2 separate regions of the Homo sapiens genome follow, and region 2 is linked to region 1. Evidence: chromatin loops called from intact Hi-C (ENCODE). Cell type or tissue: HCT116. All regions are shown on one strand. Each heading gives the region's core, and the rest is flanking DNA. Links, peaks and the distances in the headings are about the cores only.

The links. Peaks named below come from ENCODE experiments on the same cell type or tissue, not always from the same donor. Only the 100,000 strongest peaks of a DNase experiment are listed, where the experiment ranks them.
Region 2: a loop joins it to region 1, with 10 times the contacts of the local background. A loop is called at or near these places in 9 of 110 quality-filtered maps.

Annotation. Positions count from the first base shown.
Region 1 is chr12:84,866,381-84,883,521 of GRCh38, forward strand. It overlaps SLC6A15 (solute carrier family 6 member 15), which reads right to left. Exons shown (of 12, transcript NM_182767.6): 6 at 10,117-10,227; 7 at 6,707-6,948; 8 at 6,222-6,414; 9 at 4,098-4,290; 10 at 654-813. Among named protein-coding and RNA genes, the nearest start is that of SLC6A15, 38 kb to the right of the region's middle. In HCT116, for the core only: a CTCF peak has its summit at 8,359 (motif pointing right); a DNase peak (open chromatin) is centred at 8,401.
Region 2 is chr12:85,438,925-85,456,065 of GRCh38, forward strand. The region is part of intron 4 of LINC02820 (long intergenic non-protein coding RNA 2820); the gene reads left to right. Among named protein-coding and RNA genes, the nearest start is that of LINC02820, 130 kb to the left of the region's middle. In HCT116, for the core only: a CTCF peak has its summit at 9,809 (motif pointing left); no DNase peak of the experiment used is centred there.

The DNA.
Region 1 (17,141 bases), core at 4,929-12,928:
ATTTATGAATAAATAGTGAATTTATTCATTATTTATGCGTATAGTGAATTTAAGTAATGACTCTATATAAAAATAATGTTTCTGTGCAGCAAATGACATATACATCTCAGACCTGGGAAAATATCATTTCCCAATATTGTCCTGCTATATAAGGCATTATGACACATGCACTCCTCTTATAAATCAATTTAGCAATATAATTAGGAGATAAGCTTTAGAGTTAAACAGAAATGGACATGAGTCCCAGGTCTGCTGCTGTCCAGGTGGGTGACAGGCAAGTCACAGGGTGTCTCTCTAAGCTTGATTTTCCTTATCTGTGAAATGTAGATAACAATAAAGAACTCAAAAGAAACTAAGGTTCTTGGAACTCTGCCAATACTTACTAAATCCTGAAAGTTAGCTATTTGATAACCAGGACCAAATCAAAGATCTAAAATTCTACATACTATTACATCCTATATAATTCTATTTGCCCAACAGGGAAATGTAATTTACCAAAACTGTTGAATCAGTGAGAGCCTGCAAAAGGTTTGATTTTTTAAAGAATTGTTCCCTCTATTCATTTATTTCCTCTTCTAAATGAAATGAACATTGATAATTGATGTTTTCAAACTAGAGATTAAAAGTGAATACATAAAAGCAAATATACTTACTTATCTATGCCATAAACAAAGCATACAGCAATATTCTCCAAAATGACTACAATTAGCAGAGGCAGTGTAGCAGAATAATCATCAAACATTGTAACAAAGTAATTTCCAGAGCGTTGCACAAATATCAGGCCAATACAAAATGCCAGAAGACAACAGATAACTAGACAAAAGAAATAAATGAAAAAATGAGACTCTATTCAGAGACAAGGCCTTTAAACTTTATTATAAATTATTATATTCAAACTTTTAAAACTTTTATAACATGTCCATCATATAAACAGGCAATACCTTTCCTGATACATGGCATATAACCTATTAGGAATTAGGTTACCTGGGTGTAGCCTCAACATTCATACAAATTTATTCTAAGACAGTAATTCATCTCCCTGAGCCCGTGGAAACTCATTTACCAAGTACAATAATAAATGAGTCAAAGTTTAGAGAAAAATTTAAAAGTATAAATTTCCATACTCTATTCGTATAATTAATAGCAAAGTGACTTCTTCAGGCACCAAATATTTATAGGTCATTTATTCATTTAATAATGTTCTACAGTGTTGAAATATAGATGAGATTTTTGAATTAATAATGAGACTAATATTGCTTATATTATTATGAAATATACATATTATATATTTGATTGAAATATGGTTACTTTTCAAGCATAAGTGGAAAAATCTGACCAGACTTAACCTCAGCAACAATCCACATTTATATCTTTATCTTGCCTGAACAGATTAGTTTGGAAACAAATTATAATGGAGTTGAGCAATCTGATCATCCACATAACATCTAAGAAAAATCATCTAAAAAGAGTTTCCCCAGTAATAGCTAAGAAACAGATGCATAAATTTCTGACCAGCTACTACTTAGAAAAGTTTTTGAAATTCATATAATATTCCCATATTTTTGTTAGACTCTGTTCTTTTGTGCTCATTAGCAGAGAAGCCTCCAAAGGTAAAAGATGACTGCATTCCATTTCTCAACCACATTTCGGCAGAGGTGAGTAAACTTGAAAGAAGTAGAGTAGTAATGGCAGCTAAGGAAAAAAGACATCCACGGAGTCAATCATATGAACACTCCCTAACAATTTCAGCAAGTATGTGTGACATGAAGAAATTACCTCCATCTCTTAAGTACTATACTAGTGCTGTGAGTTACATCTTACAGAAATGAATGTCATATGTAAACATATAATGTAGAATAAGAAAAGTAACATTTACTTGGATTCTACTGCATATTAAATTTAAATGCTTATCACAGTATAAAATAATATTGCATTCTCTTACTTAATTTTTATGACATCCCAGTTGAACAATGTATTACTTTGTTTACAGATGAGAGAAATGATCCTGAAGAACGTTAAGTAATGTGCTTAAATTCTCAAGCTGGAAGTAGCAGAGTTTGGATCTGCACCCAAATCTGTCTGCCTCAACAGCCTGTGTCACTTTCACTATCTCCTAATTACACCCCAGTATGAGGCAAATATAAAAAAGTGCATTATAAGTGGTACAGACAGTAAGAGTTTTGCTGGAGATGTGAGGGAAAAAGATAATGAGTAATTCATTTGCCTAAATCTTACTGCATAAAGAAGTAAACACACCTACCAAAGAAAATGAGGTAATATTTCATTGAGGTCAAACACGACTACGATTTGAAGTATCAGTATGATCCCAAAAAACAAGAAGTGGGAAAGAGGGTACATTCCCCTTTGCTCTTTCCAAATAAGTCTTCCAGAAGGTCTTAGAAAATACTACTTTGTGTGATTTTCCCTTTACACTGTTACTTTTTCCTTAACCTGCAAGCCTTTTACTACAGGAGGGGACGGTTTGGATATGGCGAGCAAGGATAAGAATACAAAAATGACTTTAGCCTGCATGTCAGGCAGGATATGGATTTTCATATTAAGTGGAAATCACTTTCTTGAATAATATAAAGCAGTTTCTCATTTCTGTTCAGCTGAATTGTGGATATATAGCTATCAATATTAACAGACTGCTGAAATTAAATTGTTTTATACACGCACACACATGCACATGCACAAACACATACAGACATAATTATCAGAGCAGCAAATGATAAAGGTATATATTTGAGACTTATTTAGACATATATTATTAGTAAATTTTTTATGGCTAAGAAAGAGCTGGGCACGGTGGCTCACGCCTGTAATCCTAGCACTTTGGGAGGCCAAGGCGGGCGGATCACGAGGTCAGGAGATTGAGACCATCCTGGCTAACACGGTGAAACCCCGTCTCTATTAAAAAAAATACAAAAAATTAGCCAAGCGTGTTGGCACGCGCCTGTAGTCCCAGCTACTCGGGAGGCTGAGGCAGGAGAATGGCGTGAACCCGGGAGGCGGAGCTTGCAGTGAGCTGAGATCGCACTACTGCTGCACTCCAGCCTGGGCGACAGAGCAAGACTCCGTCTCAAAAAAAAAAAAAAAAAAAAAAAGCCTTGGGGAATTGCACACCACTGCCCAGCATTCATGGTCATCTCTACAAAATTTGTATCCAATCTTATTTTACATCACTTACCAGTATTGTTTCTGTACTCTAGTATGGTTGGCTTTCTTATTGTTGCCTTTATCTTCATTTATGTATGTTTACTAGCTATCCTCTGACCCTTGAGAAGATCCTTCCTCTTTCCAATTCAACTTTCATCTCTTTCTCTGACAGTTCCATCGTATATTTAGATGACCTAGACTCTTTTGAATTCTTATATGTAAAATCCATTATGCTATCAGTATTTTACATGCTGTAAGTCTTATCTATGCAATCTGATTTTAATTTTAGTGTTATTGTTTTTGGAGAAGAGTTTTTTATATATTTGTATATCTCTTATAATTTATTTTATATCCTTTATAGCCCTTAAATGGGAGTATGATGCATTAAACTGGTACTTTAATAATCACTTGTAAATTGGACCTATTAACTACCATCCATATTGATAAATTGTTTTATTTTCTTCTCTACTTGGAGACATTAACTACTAGTAAATTACTACTGCTGCTGTATATGAGAACGGGATTTAGGTTTATCATTTTCAGCTATGCACTTTTTGGATAGGAATATCACATCTGAACTGCTCTAATTATGATTATTTGACTTGTATAAAAATTATACACAAACAGTCCATGACTTTATTCTAGTGTCAGTCATTCTTGATAATGCATTACTATTAATGAATTATAACAATAAATATTTATTATAAATGATAAAATATAATTTATATTAAAACATCCATATTATATTATACATACAATAAAAATTATACAATTAAAATAAAATAAAATAAATTATACAATGTATACAATAATAAATAGTGATAATAGACATTAATAAAACTCAAAATATAAGACTTTCCACTTTTCATCTCTAATCTTTCACCAAGAATAAAATGGCCTGGATTTGTTCAATGAAAAGTCAAATACAAAAAACTCACCAGTAAGAATTTCTTTCCTCACTTTGAAAGTGTCCACAATAGGCGTGACAATCCCTTCAATGGTTCCAAACATACTGCCAAGGCCTAGATTGACCAGCATGAGGAAAAACATCACTGACCAGAAGGGAGATGCAGGAAAATGTGTCATCGCTTCTGTAAAGGCAATAAAAGCTAAGCCGGTCCCCTGAACAGCCTGCAAAATACACAAAATAGCAACATTAGTACAGAGTAATTATTAAACAATGGCTCTATATGTCAGTTACAATGAGGAGGAAAGATCTCTGAATAATGGCCAGGACTGCTGGAAATAGACATGCTCAAATCAGCTCTTAACCTGATAAATCATGTTGTCATTCTCAGAACCTGGATTTAATTAGATCAAGCAGATCCAAATAATGAAATTTTGCCTATAATTAATAAACAGAGTACACGATTGTGTTGTATATACTAACTATTTCACAAGGCTCCTAGAATGAAAAACTATATTAAAGAATACATAATATTTTTGGTTTTGTTAAAGCTTATGAATATGAATAGTGACATATTATCATAGATATATAAATACAAATATATATATACAACTATTTCTGGCTCATATATAAAGATTTTAAAAATTTGGTTTTACCTTACCTCAAAGTGGCTCAATCAATTGTTGTTATATATATATATACATATACACTATGAATAATAAACTTGTTTTGATTTAAGAGAAAACTGCAAATGCAAAATAAAAGGATGTGAACAGAATAAGTAGATTATAAAAAGCCAATTTTTAATTTAAAAAACCTACATCTTTACCTTTTTTTACTTCTGATATTCCTACCTCCCTGATTAAAAAAAAAAAAAAAGTTGGGCTGATATACTGGTTTGCATAATTCAGAAGACACAATGAATTTCCAGTCAAAACTAATAACAAAATGAATAAAAAGACAGATACTCCAATTGGGCAGAAAGAAATTGAATTACTTGCAAATATTAATGTGAGTTTATTTTATAAATATCACAAATATTGAGTTGTAAAATAACAACTTACTTTGTCTAACTAACTGTACCTATAACCAAACTTCAAGTTGTGTTGTCTCATAAAGACAGATGAGAATTAAAAAAAAAAACTTTGAACGGTACATTAGTAATTAATTAAATATTTCCTTAAGGAATTCAAGGTTTTTATATTAATGATGGCTTTACTTTTTAATGAATAATATCCACACATGATTCTTTATGTTAGTCTCAAGTACAGTTAACTATCTTAAAGCAAATAATTAGTGACTAATTTCTCCATTATATTTTCCTTTTCGACATACAGGAGACAGTGGCAGCCAATATAAGGACATTTATTAATGGTGACCTATTTCTTATTTAATACAACATAGCTAAGAAAAAGAACTTCATCGGTTGGGCACGGTGGCTGAGGCCTGTAATCACAGCACTTTGGGAGGCCAAGGCGGGCAGATCATGAGGTCAAGTGTTCGAGACCAGCCTGGCCAAAATGGTGAACCGCCTTCTCCCGTCTCTACTAAAATTACAAAAATTAGCCAGGTGTGGTGGTATGTGCCTGTAATCCCAGCTACTTGGGAGGCTGACCAGGAGAATTGCTTGAACCTGGGAAGCAGAGGATGCAGTGAGCCAAGATCGCACCACTGCACCCCGGCCTGGGCGACAGAGAGAGACTACGGCTCAAAAAAAAAAAAAAGAACTTGATCATGACTTGTGGAACACAACTATTAAAATTTCTATTTTAAATATTATTCATGCATCAAAGCAATCATGTATGTGTAAATGAGAGCCATAATTCTAATTCTGTATTGAAAATTATAGCAAGAAAGATTTCAGACTAATCATCATTCTATGATGAAAATCACTTTATATTCATATTTTAAATTATTGTGGCTCAATCAATGAAATAACTTTTTAAAATAAAGCAAATCTTTACCATTTAAGAAAACATATTCTCTAAAATTAAGAATGTAAATTCTGAAGGACTTATAATGCCCAGGAGCTTCTCCGGGCATTTTAAGAGCTTCTTCGGGCATTTTAAGGCCCTTTTCCTGAAGGGAGTCTGCTGGATAATGCATATTTCAAGTGAATGATAATTATTTTATTGCTCAAACATGGCTTACTAACTTTATTTAGCTCTTCTTCAATTTTACAGGAATTGAGATGAAGAGCAGGAAACTCTTCTTCTTTCACTTTTTGAATGATGTCATAAACTAAATGATAATCTTCTGCAGTAACAGTTGAAAGGTTGATATGATGGGGAATAATATCCTGACTAATGTTCCCCATTTTCAAAAATTTCATGATCGTCTCTGAATTTCTGAAAAATAAAACAACATACAAATGAGCACATAAGAGTTCTTTGGTGTATAGTTTGTGAACGACTATGCCATTATAAGCTAATGAATGAGCAATGTTCCCAACACAAAGAAATGATTAATGTTTGAGGTGATGACTATCCCATTTACCCAGATTTGACCATTATACATTGTATGTTTGTGTCGAACTATCACATGTATCTCATAAATATGTATAGCTATCATGTATCAATAAAAGTATAAATAACAAGATAAAAACTAAGAAAAAAGGCAAATGGAAATTAATATTCATACTGTGTAATGCATTTCTCATTTATGACATTTGCTTTGAAGCCCAGAACTGCAAACACCACCAATGTTGCCAGGACAGAAGTGAAAAAATTGATGAAGGACACCAGGACAGCATCAAAGTGGCAGTTGTTGTCTCTCTTGTTGTAGCTTGAAAAGGCAATGACACCACCAAATCCCAGACCTAAGGCAAAGAACACTTGAGTAGCAGCTTCTCTCCAGACCTTGGGCTCCAGCATTATTTCAAGCTGTTTAAAAATAAACATAATAGAATCAGCTACAAAATAATGTTTCAGAATAATTAATTTTTATGGAATTTACTGTTTATGGAGTATACAATGATATTTATGCATCCAAAGTTTATTTAAATCGGGAAATAATATGTTCTTAAGCATAAACATCTATTTTTAGGAAACAAATAATTATGAGTAAGAAAGTTGATCAGTCCTTTACATGGAGATTTTAAGTACATGGGGATTTTCTACTTACATGGTGGTTTTTAAATATTTTAAGAATATCAAAGGAAATATGAAATGAGAATATGAAGAAAAATTAATTATCCTCAATCATTTCCCATTATGTCTTTTTTTCTTTCCATAGCAAAACAGGTCAATTACCAATAAAAGTTAATAGTTGCTTCACTAACACTCCATGTTTTGTGTTTTCTGCTGTTAATCTAATGGTCGAAGCAGAAAACAATTATAAACTTCGCAGAGTTGAACTATTTGTACTTTGCATATTCACATATGTATTCTTCATTCATTCAAAAGTCTGCTAAAAGATTTTTCTTTGAAAATTGAAGAAATTCACCTATATTGTCTATAAGATACTCTTTCAGATCCAAAGTTCTGACATTGAACAGATATTAAATATTGAACAGATATTTCATGTAGTTGTGCTTTATGTCTTAGATAATTATCACTGTATATAATCAAAACTTAAATGAAACAATTCAGATCAGCCAAGTGTGGCCCAGATCTTAATAAACAGTTCCTTTTGATTTCAGTAATAATAGCGTTTAAATTGGCATTTTATCTCTTTTTGCCATTACAATCAAATTGCCTTTATTGAGAGCAATGTCAAACATGACTAAGAACACGAATTCTACAGAGAGTTTCAGATTCTGATTCTGCCATTTAGTAATTTTAAAATAGTGCAAACAATGGCAAATGGCGTGTCCTCTCTGAGTTTCAGCTTCTTCAGAAAGATCAGAATAATAAGAAGTGTACCACTTACCACGGTGCCTACCACACTCTAAAAATGCTCAGTAACCGATAACATAGATGAGCTATAGCGGCATACACACCGGTAAGCATTTTATATGGTTTAACTCATTTAGTACTCACAACAACCCACGAAGTTGTTGCCACTATTAACTGATTCTTAGGAAGGTTATGTAACTTGCCTAAGTTTACACAGCAGCTCTGAGGTAGAGATGAAATAAGAACATAGGTAGATTCCAAAATCCATATTCTCTCAAACAATAGGATGTATTGCTTCAACTAATTTTGGTTATTAAAATCTATGAAATATGCTTATTAAACATAATCATGATTATCTTCATAATTTATGAACAATTAACATATGCACATTGTTTACTGACCATTGCTACATCATATTCTATTAAAATACACTCAACTGTCTATCTCTGCTTTAGCCACTAGATGGCAGAAAAGACCTATTAACTAAAGACATTACCAGCAGCCCAGTTTCTGAACTAAATCTCCACTCACTGTTTCACAAGTATTTGATGTGCTTATGTACTTTCTCCCCTACATAAACAATGTAAAATTTTTAAAAATTACAATTACTTCTCATATTGAGTATCACATCCTACAGAAATGTAATAGAGTCTTATCAACACTCAATGAAAAGTTAGCTGAAGGAAAACTAACATTTTAATAGTGATCCCTAGTCTAGGTCAGAAATGTTAATTCATGCTGCAGTTTTCAGTACTGGGGCCATATAGAATTATTACATATAAGCATTTAAATTCTAAAATATCTAGCTAAATCAAATGTTTAGAATTTTGTCACAAGCAATTGTCAGTTTAGAAAGAGAATATATTCTAGAAATTCACACAGAATTTTGGTTGTCTTGAACTCAGAAAACATTTTCTTCAATATTATACATATAAGTATTTTTGGTCATTAAGTGTGGCCCATTTGTAGCAGATTTAAATTATAGTGTGGCTGAAACTCGTAAATCTTAACTAGTTGTTCACAGAGAAGTTCCAAGAACTCTAAATGTTAAACAGGAATTTTGAAGTAGCTGAGAAAACCAGACACCAGTGTCAGCATTTTTGCTACTACAGAATGAATACCAACTCAGAACCACACACACAAAGAACACAGCTTCTTTTACGCAGTATCAAGGCAGCCGCCAGGAGTGACAAAGAATTCCAGAGAAGCTAATCCCTTATGCCCAAATCTCACAGCACAATGCTGCCTGCACATTCATCCTTCAGATAACTTTTAATTTCTAAACTAATTTTGAAATCGTATCTTTAGACAGTTTCATCTTAATGTCTGCCTATGATAGTATTAGCAAACTAATAGTGGGGTGCACCATATATATATATATATATATATATATATATATATATATATATATATATATGAGAATCAAAAACGTGGTCCCTGTTAAAGCAGTATAAGAAATTATGATTAAGCCCACACTTATGATTAACCAGGTTAAGTGGGCCCACCGTTGAGTTTAGCTCTACAAAGTTGCATGATGGATTATAAGTTCTGAGCCCTTGATGGAGTCTAATGAGAATTTTCCTAAAATATATATGCATCTATAGAAGTTACAGAACTTCACAAGCTGATTACTATAAATATTCTTCCAGAAGCTACAAAACTACAAAACCTCAAAAAAATTAACTAAGAAAAGAAAACACTTATTTTCTCTGAGAGAGTATTTTAGGGCTCTTAATCTTATTTTAGGGTCCATGGATTCTAGATGATCAGTCAACTTCCAGATACACTAAGCAAATTAATATGTTCATTTTTTTTTTTGGGAAAAAAAATCCTCGTCACTTTTTCAAAGGGATCCATGACACAAAAAGGTTAAAAACCACTAAAATAAAGGGGAAAGAGTTAAGGAAGACTGAAAAATTCTGAAGTCTAATCAGTATAAAACTTAGAAATAAATTTATTATAAAAGAGAGATTTTTGAAGTTGAAATAGTGGTAGCCTTACTCTAAAATCAAAATGGGATATAAAAAATGGAGATAAATGGCTATAATTATACATAAAAAATGCTGGTTTTTCCTAGACTGGTTAACAACTATAATTTAAAAGTTTAATGTACATACATTAGAACAATTATTCCTTAAATATAACTTAGAATATTTTAACAATAAACATAATGCTTTCATGATCATAAGCCTTAAATAGAAATATGGTACATACCTTAGGGGTAAACATGTGGCGAATGCCATCAATTGAACCATTTAAAAGGAATGCTCTGATGAGGAAGCAAATAAGTACCACATATGGAAACAGAGAACTAAAATATATGATCTGCAAAGAAATAAAAATAAAAATAAGTGAGATACAATGACCATTTTTTTATAGATAAGATTTTATATGTTAGTTTCTGTACTTTGACAGTCACTGTTTCATGACAGGATTAATAAAACTATTAATAACTTCTAAAGCCATTTTTTAAGAATGGTTTATGAGTCGTGATTCAGCCTTAAGATTTTATTTGAGATACAATTTACATTTAAAACACACTATCTCCTTTGAAAAAATCCATCAGCTATGGTGTAGCTTCAATAGTGTTGATTCCTTATAGTTCATAAAACAAGAAATATTTAAGACAGAAATGAACAGGCACTAACTACCTAATGAATTCCTACTTTTTTGTTGTTGTTCTAAGTAGCAAAATAAAGTCCTATTTCTTTTTCTTTTAACCAAATTTTCATTGTGATTCTGTAAAGCTTTCAATGCAGTATTGTTCCTATGCTGTATCTTCCAGAACCCAAACAATCAAACGTGTAAAGATTTTACTTTCCGCTTCAGCAATTTTCACTGTTAAACAGTTCAGCAAATATTTATAATAGAAAAGGAAGTGTGCTACTCAGACATTCACTGCCTCCTTGACATCTTCCTCTGGAGGCCTAATAGGTCTCTAAAATATTTCAGGTCCAGAGGGAAACTTCTGAATTTCCCTCAAAGCTATTCCCACCCATCTCTATTTCAGAAAATGGCCCCACCCTCCATCCCATTAGTAAAGCCAAACATCTAGAAATGGTTCTGGACTATCCATAATATTCTCCTAACTGAATTGCTGGCTGCCCCTTGGTTTATGTCATACCCTGCTTAAAACACTCCAGGAATTTCTAATGTCGTTGGAGTGAAGTGCTGATTCCACCCTCTGGCCTGCAAAGTCTTACCCTAGAGTGCCTGCTTGCCTGGCCACCACTCTTCCCATGGAGCTCTGGCCACTCAGGCCCTTGCTATCCTGTGAGTCTACCAAGCTCAGCCAGCCTTAAGATGCAGGGCGGCACCTTCCTTCAGAAGCACCTCTTCCTTATTTGCAGATGACTTGCTCCTCCTTACTATTTTAGTCTCATCTTCATCTTCTCCCTGAGGTCTTCCCTGACCACCCAAAATAAGGTGATGCCTTTTTCTATCCTTTCTCTCCCATCTGCCCCCTGCCAACCCTCAGTGATATTACCCTAGGTTTGTTGTTGTTGTTGTTTAGAGCACTTAGCACTTTTCAAATTTTATTTATGTGTTTCTGTGTTTATTTTTTGTATCCTCTAACAGGGTATAAGCTAGTAAGGGTAAAGATATTTTCTGTTTACTACCATATCTCACACACCTAACACAGTTGCTGACATAGTAACTCTATCATATGTATCTGTGGAAGGAAGGAATGGAAGGAGAATTGGAACAATGGAGGAAAAAGTGCCATAGCAGATGATGCTTCCGGGCAGGTAAAAGATACTGAATTCAATAATAACTACAAACAACATTAATATAAGGCAACACAATAAGGGGCACTCTCTAGTTTTACCCACTTAAGAATCATATATAAACACATGGCACACCTTAAGGAAAAAATATGGATAAAATGCCAGCATACTTTAGAACACAATATTTTAAAAATAAATTATATTTTAACTTAATTGGTTGTAATGAACATAATTTTTTAATAATTTCAAATTGGTTTAATCCTTTGATTAATCCTTCACTCAAATTTTTTGATTTTTTAAAAAATCAGAATGCTTTCGGATGGATTTTTTCATTCTCCCTGCGTACTTTTGGCATTCATTAAATTTGGCAGTTGCCTTGATCTCACTTGAATTAAAGTAATCCCCTTTATGATTCTTCTTCAGAAATGTTGTGGCTAGCCAGAAGCATGGATTCACTTTTGAACAATAGCTTCTTTTTATGTTTTTAAACAAAACTCAAATGTACTGCTTTATAAATAATATAATTGACTTCCATTAATTCTGCTTATATAAAAGTGAAAATGAAGATTATACATTATAAAGTCTAGATAGACTGATTATGATTTTATCTAATAAAATATGCTTTTTAATTTTGTTTTAATTTTATATTTTATCTTTATATTTTTAATATAATTTCTAATTAGGTACTAAGAAAAGATTCTTCCTGTACTCATATTATTCGAGGCTAAAATACTCTAATCTACCCTTAGTATGTCCCACTTCCTCAAATCCCATAAACCAACTGATCACCACACCCAGCTAATTCTACCACAGAAATCTCACATCTGTCCCTTTGCTTCACCTCTCAATAGCACAACACCTTTCAGTATGAAAACAGTTTCCTGCTCATCTTGCCTCCAGATTCTGTTAGCTTTCCTCTGCATCCCAGAAATCCATTTTTCACAGTTGCCAGAGCGATCTTTCTAGAAATCTGGTGCTATCACTGAACTATTAAAAATCCTCAAAGGTTCCACACTGTTTGCTAGCTAACAGCCCATCATTTTACAAGAGTCCACAGAGCCTCCAATATCATCAGTCAACTTGCATATCATCCTTCGTCTTCCACAAGCTGCACAAGTTGTATGCAAAAGTCACACAGAAATACTCAGCAGTCGTTGAGCTTTGTACATGCTGTTGTCTGTGCCTACACACAGTTCTCTGTGAACTTGCTGGTGAACTTCTCTTCAACCATCGAACCCTACTCCAAAATTTACATCCCCCGTGAAGCCTTCTTGCAAATCCAGTTTAATTGCAATTGCTGACTCTACACTATCACACACTTTCTTTTTTTTTGGAGACCGAGTCTCACTCTGTCGCCCAGGGTGGAGTGCCGTGGTGCAATCTCGGCTCACTGCAACCACTGCTTCCCGGGTTCAAGTGATTATTTTGCCTCAGCCTCCCGAGTAGCTGGGATTACAGGCACCTGCCACCATGCCCGGACAATTTTTTGTATTTTAGTAGAGACGGAGTTTCACCGTTTTGCCCAGGCTGGTCTCAAACTTGTGAGCTCAGGCAATCCACCCGCCTCGGCCTCCAAAAGTGCTGGGATTACAGGCGTGAGCCACCGCCTGGCCACTATCACACACTTTGTATGTGCTTCTGTTACTCCACTTAGTATGTTCTAATCATCATTACAATATGTTGCAATATGGTTGTACAATAATATAATACTAAAACATATTGCACATTAAGATAAAACTTATAGGAATTTAAGTTTTTCTTCTTGTACACAATTCATTCATTGAATTGTGGGTTCCATGAGGACAGACTGTGGCCTATTACTCTTTGCATATCCATCAGTGCCTGACAAATAGCAGATATTCAAATATATTGTTCATTGAGAGAGGATTTACAGGAATTTGAGTTTTTCTTCCTGCACACAATTCCTAAAATTGCAAGCTTATGGTTATTCTGCAGTATTTTGAAAATTATATTCTAATTATATGTCCAGACATTTCAATTTTCATTTATTAATTCAACAAACATTTAAATTCTTAAGGACACTGATCTGGATTCAGTAAGACTCTAACACAGTTTCCTAATAAGTTACAAGAACATTTCAAGCCTACAAGATGGAGAAAAATAAGTCAATATTTCAAACATTTAAGTGATATTAAGAAGGCAACACATCAATTTTATTCCTCTGTGAGCAGGTAAGAGGACAAAATATTTCATTTTTAAATTCCATGATTTAAAAAGATGTGTCTTAGGAGTCAGCAGGTTACTTAAATATCTGTGTCATTTATAAACACAAATTATTTGCATTCACTCATATGGCTCTAATCTTATTAGACCAAAACAGCCACTTGCATAATATTATTAAAATGAGTTAAATTCAACCTATTCACTGTATTTATACCAACCACTTTCTTCTCTCCATGCGTTACGTCTTATAACTTGAAGTTATTTTATAAATTTGTTTATTGTTTGCTGCCTCTGCCACTAAATGGAAACTCCATGAGGACAGGCACATTGTTTACCTTGTTAGTTGTATTTCCAAAACTAGATCAGTGTCTAGAACATAGTAAGTGCTTAATAAATATTTGCTCAAAATAATAATGAATGGGTGAATGATTATTACACATTGTCCAAGAAGTATACATTTTTAAAACTGGGAAATGATACAAAGAAACATGCTCCTTTGACTGATTTTTAAGACCCCTCCCCCGGGCCTTGACAACTATTATGCCTGTCAAAGCAAGTACGTTAGTAAGAGAGACTATTTTATCTTTCAAAAGATTGTATAAAACATTTTCATTTTACTAAAGTGTTTAAAAAATCGAAAACAAAAACCATTGTTTTACATATGAAAAATGTTTATTATAAACATACCTTCAGAATGTATCATTCTTTTTGAAAATTCTGTAGCCCAGTTTTAGCCCTGTCTATCATGTATTGGTTGCTTAATTCTGGCCAACTATTTATTTTCCCTGAGCTTGTCAACTTTGCAGTAAAATGGGGATAAAATATGCAAATTATCTAGCTGATAGAAAGAATAAACAAGATAATGTATGCATAGTATTTAGCATAGTAGTAGTAACAACAGGAAAGTAGTCAGAGTAGAAAATACTACCTTAGAGTTAAAAGCAAGCTTGGGGCTTCTCATTTCTGTCCTACATATTTGAGACAGTCATCCCCTTAATAGATTCTGTAACTAGGGCACATGCTACCTCTGTGTGACCACCTCCAGTGATGCTGAGCTCTCTACCATTGAGGCAACTGATTTCATTATTATCAAGTTTGATTCTTGAAAGGCCTTTCTTTCTTTGAAGGCTTACCACCATCACAACCTCCTCCATAATACCCACTATTTGATCATAGTTTTGCTCTCTATGGCCACACAAAGCAGCCCTATTCTTCTTTTGGTTTAACTATTTGAAGACTTTGATCACTGAGCTGAAATTTCTCATAATAAAAAGGAAAATACAAGATTTCAGTAAAATCCAGTATTGCAGATGTGGTCCAACTGATATGTGCCTACCTAGCCCAAAGGACAATGTCCCTATCATACCCCTCTTTTAATTCATGCAGTTTCCACTTAGCATTTTGGGGTATATGTATATGCATGTATGACTGTGTGTTTTGACCAAGCACATCACCAGCTGACTCATTCTTCTTTTAGCTGCTAAATCCTCTAAGTTGTTTTTCCATGTGCTAGCCTTAAACAATATTTCTCTCTTCTGTACTTGTGACACTGTTTATTTGGAGGCATTTTCTGTTTAGTAGGTAAACACAAAGCTTAACCTTTAATTCCTCATAAAGTCATTGTTATTATATTTAACTCATTGTTTCAGATTGAGGAATTGTGACAATTTTGGCTTCCACATCTTTGCTCACATTACCTACAGCTAGCTTTCTCCCCATCAGTGCCTGTTAAATTCTTTCTTCAAATATTGCCCAAATACTAGTCTTTTCCTGAGGCATTCTCATTAAAATAATAAATGTATGTACTAAATAAATTGTATTACATTTTCTATATAAATTTACACTACATGACATGAGAAGAACAACCCCAAGATTCTGTGATAAGAAAAGGATGAATAGTTCTTTAAGTGATGCTAAGACACAGACTAAGAAGAAACAGAAACAAAACGTGGTAGTAAGAGAACCTGAGTACAAGAGTTTTTGAGCTTCTCTGGATGACCACAGTTGGTTTTCTTTCTACCAAATGATATTATGTTAGGAATCATATAAATATGGTTAGGTCTTATTTAAGAATCCACTCCTTCATTTATAATGTGACGGGAATGTGGCTCTGACATAGTGGAAGACATACACAATTGAACAATTCGAAGTTATTTAGTCATATAATACAATAACATTGCCAAAGACTTAAAGATATTTAGATGTGTTAACAAGTATATTCACAAATTCAAAAGACAAAATGATACAGAGTTTCCTTCAGGAAGATAAATGTAAAATCAGCTACAATTTACAAGTTAAAAAGTCACTAAAATTTTTAATTAAATATAAAGTAACAGGAAGCAAAGATGAATTAGACAGACTTCTGCCCTAAAAGAGTTGACTAATTGGTGGGACTAGGACGGGGTGAGACATTATAGTGTTGCAGTTAAAGAACATGGGCTCTAGATTTAGACAGACTTGCATTTGACTCCAAATACTAGAACTTAATAGCCACGAAACTTTGGATAAGTTAAACTAATTCCTCAAACCTGTTTATTTTAAATCTGTAAAATGGTTCTGAAAATAAAAATTACTTCTCAAGAGTGGTTTTTATAATTAAATGGGATAAAGTATAAAAAGTAGTTATCACAGTACCCAAAGCAAAATACATTTGTAATAAATAATTGGCTTCAATTACTGTTCTTACCCTAATTCTTGTCAGAAACATCTTTATCATCATTTATTATTATTGTTATTATGACTACTTCTACTATTGCTGCTGCTACTACTACTACTATTGCCATTCCTGCTAGTATATGATGATGAGTGGTAATAAGTTAGCCTGAAATCAGTTATACTTTGAAAAGGAAAATAGCACAGCTGGACAGTTAAACGGCAGAGAGAAGAGCCAACAGTAAATTCTTGCTATGATCCAGCCAAGAGATGTGGAGAGCTTTAGAACAATGGCTGTGATAATGAAAAAAAAAAAAAAAAAGTAATACGAAAGCAAAATAGTGAATAGCAATTACTTTCCTAGAGCGTCCTTTAAAAATAATAACAAACAAGCTACCTAGAATTCACTTAATGTCTTTTTAAACCACAACCATTCTAATTTTCAATTTGCCTTAGAAGGAATGATATTTAGTCTTTTACATTACTCTGAATTCCTTGTTGGAATTATTATTAACTACTTAATGATGTTCAGAGCTTTAAGAAACACTTCACATTACATTATTTCAAAATGTCTTATGCAGCTATTCCTTAGAACACCTACAGCAGAGAGAAACAAATGATATCAAACAAACAAAATGAATGAATTACTCATTTTACCACTTTCCCCAATTTCCA
Region 2 (17,141 bases), core at 5,607-13,606, 570 kb after region 1:
GGTGTGCAGCTTTATTTCTGTACTCTCTATTCTGTTCCATTGGTCTATGTGTCTATTTTTGTACCAGTACCATGCTGTTTTGGTTACTGTAGCATTGTAGTTTAGTTTGAATTTGCATAATGTGATGCCCCTGACTTTGTTCTTTTTGCTTAGGATGGCTTTTGCTATTTGGGCTCTTTTTTTGTGTTCCATGTGAATTTTAGAATAGTTAGTTTTTTTTCCCAATTCTGTGAAGAATGTGATTGATAGTTTAATAGGAGTAGCATTTAGTCTTGAAATTGCTTTGGGTAGTATGTCATTTTAACAAAGTTGATTCTTCCTATCCATGAGCATGGAATATTTTTCCATTTGTTTGTGTCATCTCTGATTTATTTGAGCAGTGCTTTCTAATTCTCATTGTAGAAAACTTTCATCTCCCTGGTTAGCTGTATTCCTAGGTATTTTATCTTTTCTGTAGATATTGTGGGGGTTTTTCTTGATTTGGCACTCATGTTGGACTTTACTGGTGTGTAGAAATGCTACTGACTTTTGTACATTAGTGTTGGATCCGGAAACTTTGCAGAAGTTGTTTATCAGATCTAGGAGCTTTTAGTCAGAGACTAAAAGTTTTCTAGGTATAAAATCCTATCATCTGCAGATAGAGATAGTTTGATTTCCTCTTCCTATTTTGACCCATTTATTTTTTTCTCTTGCCTGATTGCTCTGACTAGGACTTTTCAGTACTATGTTGCATAGGAGTGGTGAGTGGTGAGAGTGGGCATCCTTGTCTTGTCAGTCTGGAGTCAGTCTGGAGGCTCTAGTAAGAGTCATGGGGGATCTCCTGAGCCCAGGATTGCAAAGGTCCACAGCACAAGTGGTTCCTGGAGGCTCTCACTCACTCACTACTTCACTATGGTGGGGAGCCTACCCTGACTCCACACCAATCCTGGGTGGGTGGCTGTCCTGTCTTGCTTTTGTCTGTTCTCCATGGGCCACCTTGCTTCCTTGATGAATCCCAACATGCCCAGCTGGATGACCTACTTGAGACACTAGTATTTACTCACCACTCTTTCTTTTCTTCATGAAGCAATGCACATTAGCTACTTCTAGTTAATTATCTTGGCTCCAACACCCTGACATTAATTGATGAATTTCTAAAATTGTAATCATTTATAATCATTGATCACTAGAAAATATTATAAAATCACCTGGAATAAAGTTTGTCTAGAGTTGCAATGGATCTGAAATATTGCCCTACTTGCAAGCTAGCAAGTGAGCCTGCCACAACTTCATAGATGTTGGCAGAAGATATGAGACTCCTAGGTTAGAGATCAAGAAAAATATTTCTCATGGCAGAGCAAGCAATTTGAACATCAACATATTTTCATAAATTTATTTTGCCTCAATACTCCTGAGGTGATTTGACAAGCCCAAATGATACCTGAAAATACAATGGCTTACATATAAAAGAGAAATTACTACCTTAGAGAACTACAATCTTTTACTCAGGGCGGTAAACAAACTTGCCCTTTGCTCTGAAGAGAGAAAAGTACTGTTATCTTTCAAGACTGTTTGCTATACAAATACTCTTGATAAGATTGCCAGAAACAAGAGGCAGTGAATGCCTCTCTCCTAGGAGGTGCAGAAATGCAAGAAGCCTGGAGAATCATTTCACAACCAAAGTATGTCAAACTAAGATAATTTTCTTTTTCTGATGTTCACTGTATTTCAGAATTCTTATAAGAATATACTAATTTTATCATGTGATAACATTTCTTCTGGTACACTTGCACATAAGAAAGCTGTATAGATGAAAAGATGTTGCAATTGGATGAATCTGTTGCACACAGGGTCCAGATAGTTTAATTTATGAAAACCTTAAGGGAAGTCTTAGGCAATACTCTTGAACAAGTTATCACCAATAATTGCCGTCCTTCTTGATATGTTAATTTCAAGTACTTTTTTCTCTGACCTATGTCCTACTCTTTTATAAAATATATTTTAGCACCCCCCTCCAAAAATTGTATAAGTTCGTTTGAGGTTTACAATCTACTTATCCCATTACTTTTTCAATATGTTTCAACCCATCATGCCTTTATCATCTATGGGCACGATTTATATTCTATGATCAATAATTAGGATAATTCTCTACAACTAGTGGCTGATTGAATTGCTGCTGTAGTCTTAATGTGTGTCTCCCCAAAATTCATAAGTTGGAACTTAATCTGCAGTGCAACAGTATTAAAACGTGGTGACTTTGGGAAGTGATTATGATATAAGAACTCTGCCCTCATAAATGGGATGAGTGCCCTTATAAAAGAGACGCCAGGGAGCTTTTTTGCCTGTTCCGCCATGCAAGGAAACACAGAAGGCACTGTCTATAAGAAACAGGCCCTCACCAGACACCAAATCTGCTGGCACCTTGATCTTGGATTTCCCATCTTCTAGAACTGTGAGCAATAAATTTCTGTAGTTATAAATTACACAGGGTAAGGTATTTTGTTATAGCAGTCTGAATAAACCAAGAAAATTTCATGTAACCATTGTGGGATCAGAGAAAAAGCAACCATAATCCAAGGGCTTCTATTTTAAATTCATGGCCAAAAACCACAAATGTTCAAATAATATTTAGAAAATGTTTAGTATCATGGCCCATCATAATAAAGCGACTATCCAACGAGCTGCATATTTTACAACTATACCTATGCAGATGAATGGGACTGAAACACACACCCACATTCACACAAACACACATTCATGAGATACATGTACTCAGACACACCAGGGCTGACTTTTTGCCTTTCCTTTACTGTAAATCTCAAATGTGTACTAAAACTGACAAATCATTCCATTATATTTTCTCGGAATATTTTCTTTCCCACTCATTCTCTCAGAGCATTATGACACACATTTTTCCCTCTGTACAAACCTCCAACAATCTCCTAATTTCCAGGTGATTATATTAACTCATATTTAACTGGAAAATAAAACAAGATTAATCTGACTCTAGGAGGACAAGACAACTATCCAGAGATTTGCAGTGCCACCTAATGGATAGTCCAGAGGGCTGATCTAGAGTTAAGGGAGAGAAGTTAGAGGAAAAAAAAGTTATTCCCAGATGATTTTGAGCTACTTAGTGAAATACTGGGAGGGTGAAGCTGGGCAACTATGTTTACATGCTCTTATAGATAAAAAACAACCAGATTTGAGTCACTGTTGGGTTTGAAGCTGTATATGACACTTGTAATAGTGTTAAATTCTCAATGTGACATGAGAAGAGTTTTTAATAAATCTAAATAGGTGGGCATATGTAGAGATAAAATAGACTTACCAGGCCAGGCACAGTGACTCACGCCTGTAATCCCAGCACTTTGTGAGGCCGAGGCGGGCAGATCACGAGGTCAGGAGATCGAGACCATCCTAGCAAACACGGTGGAACCCCGTCTCTACTAAAAATACAAAAACAAAATTAGCCGGGTGTGGTGGCGGCCGCCTGTAGTCCCAACTACTAGGGAGGCTGAGGCAGCAGAATGGTGCAGAATGGTGTGAACCTGGGAGGCGGAGCTTGCAGTGAGCTGAGATCGCACCTATGCCCTCCAGCCTGGCAGCCTCGGTGACAGAGCGAGCCTCCATCTCAAAAACAAAAACAAAAACAAAACAATAACAACAACAAAAAGCAGACTTACCAAAAGTTAATAAAAGAAAAACAGTTAATTTAATTAATGCGACCTTCCAGCCAAACTTACCTGAAGGGATAGAAAGTGAACATCCCTAGGCAGGGGAATGTTAAGTATTCTGGATCTCATTATTCCAGGAAGGGTGGAGCATAATTTACTAGTAGATGGGGGAGGAGATTGAGGTTGTTGTCCCAGAAACCATGATTTACCTGAGAATTTCCGATTCAGCTCTTGAGGTCCACTATTCTACCAATAGCTTTCAGGCAATAATATACACTACAGTACATATTCTGAGACCTGTTTGATCCAAAGTAAACCCTGGGAATCTTCCTGCATGAGACGGACCAGCATTCAGCCCATGGGTTGTTGATGCACAGGTCTTTAGCATTTTATTGCTGAAAGCCAATCATATTTTCATTCATTCATTCATTCAACACCTTTATTGAGTATTACTACTTTAAACGCAGGGAATATTTTAAGTGCAGTAAAAATTAGATATAACCACCTTCTCTCTTGAAACTGGTATTCTGATGGGAGAAGGCAAAAATTAGATTGAGTAAGTAAAATATAAATGTAATAGACCGGGCGCGGTGGCTCACGCCTGTAATCCCAGCACTTTGGGAGGCCGAGGCGGGCAGATCACGAGGACAGGAGATCGAGACCATGCTGGCTAACACGGTGAAACCCCATCTCTACTAAAAGTACAAACAATTAGCTGGGCGTGGTGGCAGGCACCTGTAGTCCCAGCTACTCGGGAGGCTGAGACAGGAGAATGGTGTGAACCCAGGAGGCGGAGCTTGCAGTGAGCCGAGATCGCGCTACTGCACTCCAGCCTGGGCGACAGTGCGAGACTCCGTCTCAAAAAAAAAAAAAAAAAAGTAATAGATAGCAATATATGCTATGAACAAAAATATAGAGGATAGGGGTTAGGTGTGCATGAATAGAGATTATAAATTTAAATAAGGTGGGTAGAAAGGCCTGAGATGTGGTATTTAATGAAAGAACTGAAGTTTGGGAAGTATAATGGAAGAAAAAAAAAGAGTAATGACTAGTTTAGCACACAGGTATCTAGGAGGTACCTAGGGAAAGTGTTCAGGCAGAAAGCACAAAACAGTTCAATACTTTAAGCAGGTTGGTTTCCTAAGTGTGCACCCTGTGCTGATGCACAAGATCTTGCACAAGACCCTTGCCATCTTGAAATTTTTTTAAATTTTTGAACAGTAAAACTTGCATTTTGCTTTTTGTACTGGGCCCCACGAATAATATATCCAATCTGGGCCTTAAGGCACATCAGGGGAATGGCAATGAAGTCCCCATGATTAGAGGGAAGTGAGATAGACAGAGTAGTAGATGTCAGGGATGGAGAGAGGTGACATATCTTGTTTGACCTTGAATTACCTGAATAAAGCTTTAACAGAATCCGTACAACTGCTACGTTGAAAATAGAATGAAAGGATCAAGAGTAGAAACAGAGTGATCAGTTTTAAGAGAACTATTTCAGTGAAATCTTAGCAAGACTTGCTGGTAGAAATAATATCTGGACCTAAATGTAAAATACTGTTGTATCGTCCTGTTTTTATTTAAAGGCTTATAGGTTTCAATGCATTTAGATGACTGTTTAGGGACAAAAGGGAGAAAGCCTTATTATAAAGTGCCATTTGTTGCTGAAAGGCAAGCTGTGATAGAAGATTGTCTCCTGTCAATGTACCATTTATGATCTGTGATCTAAATGTCCCAAGCATATTTTAAAATATGCCTTATAAACTGTATGAAGTTATTATGATCATTACTACAATTGGGAAATTTGAACTATCTCATCTGTGATGGTTCTTTCCATTTCTTATTTTTTGATTTGTACATTGTCTTTTGCCATTTAATAGTATCTTAAATCTGATTTTATTTTACTTACTCTGGCTTCAGAGAGACTAAGTTTATTTTCAATTCACATTTAATTTTGAGGGTGGTAGAGTTGTCGTAAGTATTGTATTTTTAAATATGATTATGTACATTTCACCATTTAGGATCAAATGACATAATGTATATGAAAATGCTTTCAAAAGCCTAAATCACTCTATATATGCAAAAGATTAAATCATGTATTAGGAACATTGTAGTTTAAATCTGTTTGAAATAATTTGTTTGAAATTCACATCATCCAGCAATTTGAGAGAACTACATACTCTTTTACTATAGCTAAAACATAGAACTTGCTTTCATTTTACAAAATAAAATTTTTGGAGAAGGATTAACTAACAATTTTCTACATAGTGTAAGATTGTTCTGATATTGGCACCTGAAGGCTGTTTAGAATTTTCCTGCCAAATGTGCAGTTTCTTGGATTTTTTTTATGTCATGGGAGAGAATTAATTTTCTGTGTTCATGCTTGTTTCCAACTTTAGACTTCAATTTATAAGAAAAAAAAAAAGCTTTCTTCCCCCTACCTAAAATGTTAAATTGAAATACTCATTCCCTGGATCAAGTTGTTGGTAACTATAATGTTGGCTACAAATGTATCTGTTTTGTTATGATCCAGACAGTGATGTGATTGTAGATATATTTCTTTATGAAGATGGTGATTAAGGTAGCAAAGGTTAAATGTTCTATCATGACTCTTCATCCCAGCCTCAAACATCAAGTATCAGCTTTTACCCAGCTCCCTCTTTCCAGCCCTCCCTGTGTTCCCAGATACGGTCACACCCATCACTGCCTTCCACTCTCTTCCTCCAGGGAATTTGTCCTGATTGGATTGATATGCTTTTTCTCTATTAGCTCTCTCCCCCACAGATTCTAAACCTGGTTGGAGTAGGACCCGATGCCTGTTTGTTCTCCCAATCCTATCCTGTTACTTGGCAAATAGAAGCTGCTGTGAAATTATTCCTTACGTAGTTAACATCAGGGTGCCTGCTTCAAGTGGGATTATTGTACTAAAATGTTTAGAATATGCGAAATATATTAGTAGCCACAGGATAAACAGTGATCAAGTAGCAAATTTTACCTTGAGTTTTTAAAAAATGAAACACAACTTTACAATTATTTACTTTACTGGTTTAATTAGTCAGGATATGCTAGACTATGCTGCATTAAACATTAACCTCCCACATGTTAGCAGTTGTCTTGTGAGCTCAGTGGAAATCACTGCTCTGGGAGATTACTCAGGGACCCCAGCTGACTGACGTTCCTCAATACTGGGACACACCACCTCAAAGCACGGCTTCCAGGGCAGCTGCAAGAAGGAAAGAGACAAGGCCAGGGAACTCACACTCATTCTCCAATGCTGTGGATTGGACATGACAAGTGCCACTCTGTGCACAGCCATTTGGCCAATACTTGTCATATGGCCCTGCATAATGCAGGAGTCTTGAAAGCCTTCTATTATACAAAGAAAAGTGAAACAAAGCAGATGTAGTGAGACCTAAAACAATTTATCACTAAGTAAAATTTTTATACTAGGGAACATTTCAGGATTTTTTGTTTTGTTTTGTTTTTTTAGACGGAGTCTCACTCTGTTGCCTAGGCTGGAGTGAAGTGGCACGATCTTGGCTCATTGCAACCTCTGCCCCTCAGGTTCAAGTGATTCTCCTGGCTCAGCCTCCCTAGTGCCTTGGCCCCCCAAAGTGCCGAGATTACAGGAGTGTGCCACCATGCTCAGCGTTTATCTCAGGATTTTGAATGAGAAATTATAAATGTGACAATAAACAAGTAGAAAGTTTATTCTGAAAAAGCAAAAGGGCTTGATCAGAGAATATTATCTAAAAGGCAGAATGCCTTGAATTAACTTTATTATGTGAGTTCTGAACACCATCTGATGGTAATATATCTAAATTATATAAAATCTAGCCTCCCTCCCTCCCTTCCTTCTTTCTTTCTTCTTTCCTTCCTTCTCCCCGCTCCCCCAATGAATTTGAAATGTGAAGCATAAACTGTCAGCCTAAGTCATTAGAAAACATAAATTAAGCAATTTTTAAAAAGGATTTTGTACTTCTTTATATAACTTTTACAGTTAAAAACTTGACAAATGCATAAAATATGAACTACAAATACTTGATAAAATTATTCAGTCATTCTGCTTTTGAAAAATTGTTTGAAATAAAGCATGATAATAATAAAGCTGTGACCATGATTATGGCAATGAAGGGACAGGGTTGCAATCAAAGTTCCTCTGTATGGGAGCCTAAGAGACTATTCTTAGAAATGGGAACATGGGTTTTTATAAATTTCATTGAGTCTACATAACCAGCTTTGACAGTTTAACTAATTTTAGAGCTTACTAAATACTTATTTTTCAATTTAGTCAAATAACTGGCGAAAAACAAGTGTGTTTAGCTAAAGTAGTGAGTAAAACTAAGAAAAATCATCGAATTGGTAGAACATATAGTTTTAGCCTCAAATTATATCCAAAAGACTATGACAGAATTGAATGTGACCAAAAGTTGTTTTGGTTTGGAAATCCCTGACCCCAATTCAATGTAATTGTTAAAAACTACTTACCTTGGATTGACTTCTCACAGGGATGTCTTACTGAATCAGAGAAATGGACACTTAGCGACATCTGATTCCACCACAGTTACACATATACAGACTAGGCATGAAAGCCATATTAAAACATAATCACATCAAACCAAAAGCTAAAGTGAAATATAAAAATGTCTATGCCTTTATGCAACAAATGCATTTGTGTTATGGAAATACATACTCTAGGAAACCCAGTCTGGCTCACTGCATCGTCCTAATTTAGCTCCTATTATCTTTTCCAGAAGGAGGGGTTATATCAACTTATAGCATGTAATGCCAAGTGAGCTTTGGCAAACTTTAGAGATATTTATTTTGCTTATTGGTAGCCATTTATTGAAAATATGTTTTATATTATGGGTTGTAAATAAATATCTTTTGAATTAAAATTGATACCATGTATGTAATATAATTGATATCTTCTTTAGTTTTCTTTTTCATATTTCTATAAGGAAAAACTTCTCATCTCTTTTGACTGAACACTATTAATGCTTAGAGTATAACTTATTCATTCAATAAGTATTTATTGAGCATCTACTAGTTTATTATTTCAGAACTTTGGTTGAAATCAAATAAACAAACAGAACCTCTTCTCTCATGGAGTGAGGAAGGCAGGCATTAACAATTATAAGTAAGTAATCTGTACAGGGTGCTAGGAAAGAGGTAGCATGGAGATGATGAAGATGTAGGTGGGGCAGGCTAGGTAGGACTCATTGAGAAGGCACCATTTGAGGAAAGACTTGAAGATGGTGTGGCAGCAGCCAAGTAGTACTCTGGGGAACAGCATTCCAAGTAAAACAAAGTAAAGAACTAGAGCAGAGTTGTGTATCTGCTTTGTCTGCAGAAAAGACTTGGGGTGTGGTTTGGGGTGAATAAGAGAAGTGGGGAATGGTAGGAGTTGAGGCCAGAAGGGTAGTAGGGAACCAGAACTTAGACATTCACTCTGAGTGAAACAGGAACATTTTCATGTTTTGAGCAGGTCAGGGACATGATCTGAGTGGTGATTTAAAAAGACCCACTACTTACTAGGTTAAGAATACACTGCAGGAAAACAGGGGCTGAAATGAAGAGGTCAGTAGGGAGGTAATGGTGGCTAAAAAGAAGATAACAGCAGTAGGGGTGAGAAGAAGTGGTTAGATTCTGGGAATACTTTGAAGATAGAGTCAACATGACTTTCCGACATATTGGATATGGAGAGAGAGGCAGACAGAGATAGCAAGAGAAATGTGAGAACAACAACAAAAAAAGAACAAATTGATAAAACAGAGAAGTGAATGATGACTCCAGCACTTTTGGGCCCAAGTAGTGGGAAAGATGCAGTTTTTATCCAATGAGACATGAAAACTGTTGATGAAATAGATTTGGGTGAGAGTGATGAAGAAGATCAGAAGCTTAATCTTGGATGTGTTGAATCTGAGAAAACTGTTAGGCATTTATGTGGAGACATTGAGCCCTTAGTTGGTTGTGAAACTGAAGTATTAGGAAATAGATTTACATTCTAAAAAAAGTTTACGGAGGAAGACAGACATTTAGAACAGTAATAGAAAAAAATTGTGTTTCCAGTTCAAATAGGAAAATATTTTCCCTCAGTCATATGTACTGAATTTTATAGCTGTACATATAAACCACACGACTATTTTTGGTCTCGCTGCTGGGAAAATAGCACCATCTTGTGGGTAATAATATACAGGTATATTTTTAAAAATTGTAAAAAATGGTAGTATAGTACATTTCCCTGTATCCTAAAGAAATTTAATTCTTTTTTAAAAAATAAATATATTTATTTACTTTTACATTTTTTGTTTTAATATTTCTGAATACATAATATTTGTACATAGGCATGAAGCACATGTGATATATTGATGTAAGCACACACTGTAATGATCAGGTCAGCAATTGGGATATCCATCATCTTAGCATTTGTCATTTCTTTGTATTGAAGACAACTACATCCGCTTCTTTAGTTATTTTGAAATATACAATAAATTCTTGTTAACTATAGTTGCCCTATTGTGCTACTGAACACTACATCTTATTCTTTCTATCTAATTGTATTTTTCTAACCATTAACTATTCCCAAATTCCCCACTCCTCCCCACTCTCCTTCCCAGTCTCTGGTAACCATCATTCACTCTCTACCTCCATGAGATCAATGTTTTTTAGCTACCACATATGAATGAGCACATGAAATACATGTCTCTTTGTGCCTGGCTTATTTCGCTTAACATAACGTCCTACAGTTCTATCCATGCTGGAAATAAGAAGATTTCATTCTTTTTTTAAATGACTGAATATCCCATAGTATATACGTACTACATTTTCTCTATGTATCTTGTCTATTGTGAATAGTGCTGTGATAAACGTGGGAGTGCAAACACCTCTTCAAAATACCAATTTCCTTTCTTTAGGACATTTGCTTGGACATGAGATTTCTGGATCTTATGGTAGCTCTAGTTTTAGCTTTCAACGTAACCTGCATACTGTTTCCCATAGTGGCAGTACTAATTTACATTTCCACCAATAGTGTATTAGCATTTACCTTTCTCTGCATCCTCATTAACATTTTTTTTTTTTTTTTTTTTGTGTGTGTGTCTTTTTGATGAAAGCCATTTTGACTGAGGTGAGATGATATCTCACTGCGGTTTTCCTTTGCATTTCTCTGATGATTAGTGATGTTGAGTATTTTCTCACATACCTGTTGGTCATTTGTAGACCTTCTTTTGTGAAATGCCTATTCAGATTTTTTGCCCATTTTAAAAATATAATTATTTATTTTGCTGTTATCAAGTTGTTTGAGTTCCTTATATATTCTGTTTTTTTAAAAAATACATTTATTTATTTATTTAGAGATAAGGTCATTGTCTCCCAGGCCGGAATGCAGTGGCATGATCATAGCTCACTGCTGCCTTGGACTCCTGGGCTCAAGAAATCCTCCCACCTCAGCCACCAGAGTAGCTGGAACTACAGGAGTGAGCCACCTCACTTGACTCTATAGACTGTTTATTAACCCCTTGTCAATTGAATAGTTGGCTTATATTTTCTCCTATTCTATAGGTTGTCTCTTCACGTTGTTGTTTCCTTTGCTGTTCTAAAGATTTTTAGCTTGATGTGATCTCATTTGTTCATTTTTTCCTTTGGTTGCCTGTGCTTTTGAGGTTGCACTCAAGAAATTTTTCCCAGACCAATGTCCTGAAGCATTTCCCCAATGTTATCTTCTACTACTTTCATTGTTTCAGATCTTATATTGAAGACCTGAAATCTGACCATGTTGATTTGATTTTTGTATGTGGTGAGAGATAGGAGTCTAGTTTCACTCTTCTGCATATGTCCCTCTACTTTTCCAAGCACCATTTATTGAAGAAATTATCCTTTCCCCAATGTGTGTTCTTGGCACCTTTGTAAAAAAAAATCAATTGACTGTAAATTCTTGGATGTATTTCTGGGTTTTCTGTTCCATTCCATTGGCCTATGTGTCTGTTTTTATGATAGTACCATGCTGTTTGATTACTGTAGTTTTGCAGTATAATTTGAACTCAGGTAATCTGATGCCTTCTGCTTTATTCTTTTTATTCAGTATTGTTTGGCTATTCTGCTTCTTTTTTTTAATTGATGAATAATAATTGTGTATATTTATAGAATACAATGTAATGTTTTAATCTATGTATACTTTGCAGAAAGACTATATCAAGTTAATTAATACATCCATCATATCACCAACTTATTATTATTTTCTTTGCTGAAAATATTAAAAACCTATGTTTTCACTTATATGCAGAATCTAAAAAAAGTCTTAGAAACACAGAGTAGAAAGGTGGTTACCAGGGAATAGAGGTGCAGGGAGGTGGGCAGCTGGAATTCATTAATTTACTCATTCATTCTTCAAAAATTTTGAAATACATTATCTATATATGCATAATGATATCAGGCCCAGTGGGAAACCAAATAAATTATATAAATCAATATCACTGTCCTGAGGAAACGTATTGCCCCATTAAACTTACATCCTATTAATATTTAAGGAATAATAAAACTGGAAATTATAGCAATAAAAAATAAGTATGCAGTAGCTGTTTATAATCCAGATTATTATTTTTGTTTTGTTTATAATTTAAGAGGTATAATTTTCTTCAAGAAAACAGTTTATCTTTTTTAAAAATGTACACATTATAATTGCACATCTTTATGAGGTATAGTTTGATGTTTCAACACACATATATGTTGTATAATGATAAAATCAAGTTATCCAGCATAACCCTCATTTCATGCATTTATCATTTCTCTGTGGTGAGAACATTCGAAAGCCTATTTTCCAGCTATTTTGTAATGTATAATACCTTACTCTTAACTATCCTGACCCTACTGTGCAATAGAACAGTGGTCTCTAACCCCTGGGTCCTGGACCCCTATGGGTCTGTGGCCTGTTAGGAACTGGAACAGTAGGAGGGGAGGTGAGCCACCAGTGAGCATTACTGCCTGAGCTCCACCTTCTGTCAGATCAGCAGCGGCTTTAGGTTCTCATAGGAGAGAGAACCCTATCGTGAACTGCGTATGCGAGGGATCTAGGTTCTGCACCCCTTATTATTCTTATTAGAATCTAATTAATGCCTGATGATATAAGTTGGAACAGTGTCATCCCAAAACCACCATGACCCACACCACTGGTCCATGGAAAAATTGTCTTCCATGAAACCTGTCTCTGGTGCCAAAAAGGCTGGCACAGGTCTGATGCAGTAGAATGCCAGAATTTATTCCTCTTTTCTGATTGTATCTTTGTAGCCATTGACCAACCTGTCCCCATCTTCCCTACCTCCTTCACCTCTTCAGTCTCTAGTAACCACTGTTCTACTCTGTGAGGAAGTCAAATTACTAGTTTAGACTATTGTTTTTTAAATCGGGTTCACTGAATTTGCGTTAGGAGTTCCACAGCATTTTACCAAAAGGTAAGAGAATGGCTGTGTAAGAAAGTTTGCTTTGATTTTGTAAATGACCATAAAAAACACATTTAAAATATTCTATTTGAATACCAAGTTCATAGTTTTTCTCATTTTTTTCACTTTTATTGTTATGTTCTAACCAAGTCAGACACAAAGTGTATTTAGTTCCTTACATATATCTAGTATAACTTTGATAATGAGCTGGATATCTTTTAGAAATTAAAACAAATAATCAAACAAATAAATGTATAAATTACTAAGCATCATCATTTTGTAACCAAAATTGTAATAACTGATTCAGACAAAGATTATCAGTGCATACTAAAACCATTGAGTAAAAAGTTGTCTGGGAACTTAATGCTCAACTGATCACAAGTATCACTATAGATTACATATGAATTTAAAACGGGAAGAGGTATGTACCTCTACAGTGGAGAAATCTAGTGAACATCATCTTTGCCAAGTGTTTAAGATTAGCATAATCAGTAATGGCATAAGCTTAAATTATATTTCCCCTGATATGATACCATGGGAAGGATACAACATTATCTAAAATATAGTATTGTTGACATAAATATTTAATCTGAATCTAATCATGAAAATACAAACAAATCTACAAGGTAGTCTATAATGCAACTGGCCTAGAGTCTACAGTGTGAATGTCATAAAATATAAAGTAAGAGCTGTTTTAGATTAAAGGAACTAAAGAAACAAGACAATTAGATATAATATTTAATTTTTTGATCATCATTTAGAGGGAAAAAAGCAGCTATAATCTAAATTGTTGAGATACTTGGGAAGATTTCTTATATAAGATGATTATTATTGCATTAATATTATATTTCTTCAGTGTGATAATGTTATTGTGATTATGTAGGAGAATATTGTGTCATTATGAGACAATATAGAAAGTATTATGATGCTTAAGTAATAAGGAGTATAGTATCATCGTATCTGCAATTTACTCTCAATATTTTTCTGGAAAAGAAGACAAATCTGTATCTATATTTATGCCTACCTCTATTTCTATGACTATATCTATGTGAATACTCAATATCTATAGTTATATCTCATATGCAACTATATTTATCAATGAAGCAAATGATTAACAACTGATGAATCTAAATTAAAGCCATGTAGGAGTTCTTTCAAATTTCTTATAGGTCTGATAATTTTCAAACAAAAGAAATTAGGGTAAAAATGGTCTCATTTACTACATAACGTATTTTTTTCTTAATTTTCCCCATATTTTTGACATATAACAAGCTATAGAAAATATGCTGATAATTAAGACCAACATTCAAAATACTACTTACCCAAACTCACAAAGTTAAAATCTGATAGGGCTGAGATACACATCCAGGCTGGACTGGAAGTTCTTGTCCTTGTCACATTGTTACCTATTGCTTTCACGGTACACCTAATTACAATCTTCAGACTGGTTCGTGATTACTAACTCAATTTTTTTAATCTCCCAATCACAACTTTCTTCTGACTTTATGTTCTGACTTTAACTGATTTTTGAATTTGACTACCAATTCTTAGAACACTTTTCGTCTATAAAATAAAAGGTTTAGACTAGATGGAAGTTCAGGCTCCCACTAATTCTAAGATTTTAGGCTTTTGTGTATTTCACATATTTTTCATCTCAAGTAAATATGATCTGATGTTATGTGTAAGAAAGTTTGCTTTGATTTTGTAAATGACCAATAATCTACAAAATGGAAATAATCTACAAAATGGAAAGACCATAAAATCCTTTTATCTAACAATAATGTACACATTCAAGTTAAGTTTTAATAGTAAATATGATGCAATATTCCGATTATTTGAATATTATAATTTATATATATTCTATTATTTAATATATCTAAATCTCTACTCATTCCAGACATTTTAGCTTTTGCTGTATTTTCCAAATTGGGATTTCAGAAATGAGCAATTTCTACCATTAGAATTATAAATAGGTTTAAAACAAATTTATTTAAATAATTTAATACTTTAAAAATTATTTCCAAGCAATTTATCTATGAATGTATTCCTCTCTTTCTTCATGCTTCCTAGCTTCTACCTACGTCCATGAAAGTCTCATTCACTAGTGAAGGGAATTCTGGAAGCTTTTACTTTGTTTCTCTTGCTAGGATAGCCATTTCCTTTGCATTAATTAAATTCAGTTAACTTGTTTTACATTCCACTTGGCTTTAACAGTGAAAGCATTGAGGAATGATATAAGGAAAGGAAGGGTAGATATAAACAAGAAAAACACTCGACAAATGTAATAAAGAATGGACACAATGTTTTGCTGTAATAAATTAAGAGCACTTTAATTTGGGTAGGGAAATTTTGTGGACTCTGTAAGGCACTATGATTTATGGGACTAGGCTGAATGCAAAAATTTATCAGTATCCAAATATCTGGTCAGATTAAAATTGAGAGAGCAGAGATTCAGAAAATAAGAAAGTTGTTGGTTTCTATCCTCACCCTTCTACCTATCACCAAGAGTTCTATCTCTTAAACCTGCTTGAAAATCACTGACTGTCAAAGAAACCCCTTACCCTCATGTTGGAGCAAAAATAAATAGAGACATATTGGTTATTATGCTTCCTCTTCCAACAGAGGGCTGTTATTTTCCAGCATTTCATGAGAATTCATAATTATGTGTATTTTTATAATACATTTAGAGAGAAATGCATTTCAGCCTTTTCTTGACAGCAACTGTACAACTCTCAGATGTCACCTTCTATCTCAATTCGAATATGGAACATGTGAAATTAAACAGTATTGCTGCTAATAGTGCAGTGCTACTTACTGGTAGCCTACTTACTGTTTCTTTTCCTAAGGAAGTCAAATTATTTTTTTAAAGATTAGCAAATGAATAGCAATATAATATAAGAAACTGGCAGAAACCTCAACATGGGGGAAGCTTTTAGAAAAAAAAATTGAATTAGTAGATTTTTAACAATCCTAGTGCCACAGTTACTGCCTTGAATACTGTGATAATGCAAGTATATTGAGCAATTTCAGGCAAAGGGGTTTGATTACAATTCATTTATGGAAAGAAGAGAAGACAGTTACCTCTTGTTTTTCATTTCACAAATGATTTTCATGCTATTTTAAAATGTATAATAGCTTTATAAAATGATTCTCTTTTATTTTTCTGACCCCTTTGTGGCATTCCAGTCTAATAGATTAAGGTGAAACTCAGATAAGTGTCTTCAACGGCCTGCAAAGTAAATGTCACCAAAGATCTAAAATCAAAATGCTATCACTGTAAGTTATAATTTGTGTTTACTTAGTTTCTAAGAATTGATTTTAAAAGGGAGGTTAAGGCATTAATTGCATGTTTCATACTAAACAAGTCAAAGAAAACATAATCTCATAATCTGAAATACTCATGAATGGTACAAGATAAACCTAAAAACAGTATTTTAATTATAGTGCATTTGTCTTCTGTTTCCTCCAAAGATATTGTCTCTGTGCAATCTTCTGATACAACTTTTCTTTCTCAGAGAGGCAATAGCTTTAAATTATAAGCATTTATATTATTTATCTCCTCTGCTGTCTGTGGAGGGTGGGTCTGATGGAAGAATCTCTTCCTTTGCTATATTGAGTGGTGGATAGAAATAATAGAACCCTGGGGAATGGCTTGATAGGTCTACATCAACATGTGAATCATACAGGGGGAAAATTCCAGTGAGAGGAGAGGTAAAATGTAGATTCAGTGTGACCTAAGAATGTGTGCTGAGATAGGGTAGATTTGAGAGTACATGAAGAGTATAAAACTTTTGGAAAGGAAGTAATAACTTAAAGAGTAGTTTTTGACATGTACTATGTGATTTAATTTCATTTTGTGTCTTCTGCAAGAAATAATCAGTAAAAGATTGCATTATTTTTAAGATGTCTTGGAAATGGATGTCTAGAACTTTTAGATGAGATGGTGGGCTGAGATGGGTCTTAATGCAGGAGAATGTCAGCATTTTGTTGTGCTTACACAGCTTTCCATAACTCATTTATAAACCTGACTCCTTTCTGGTCTGCCTCT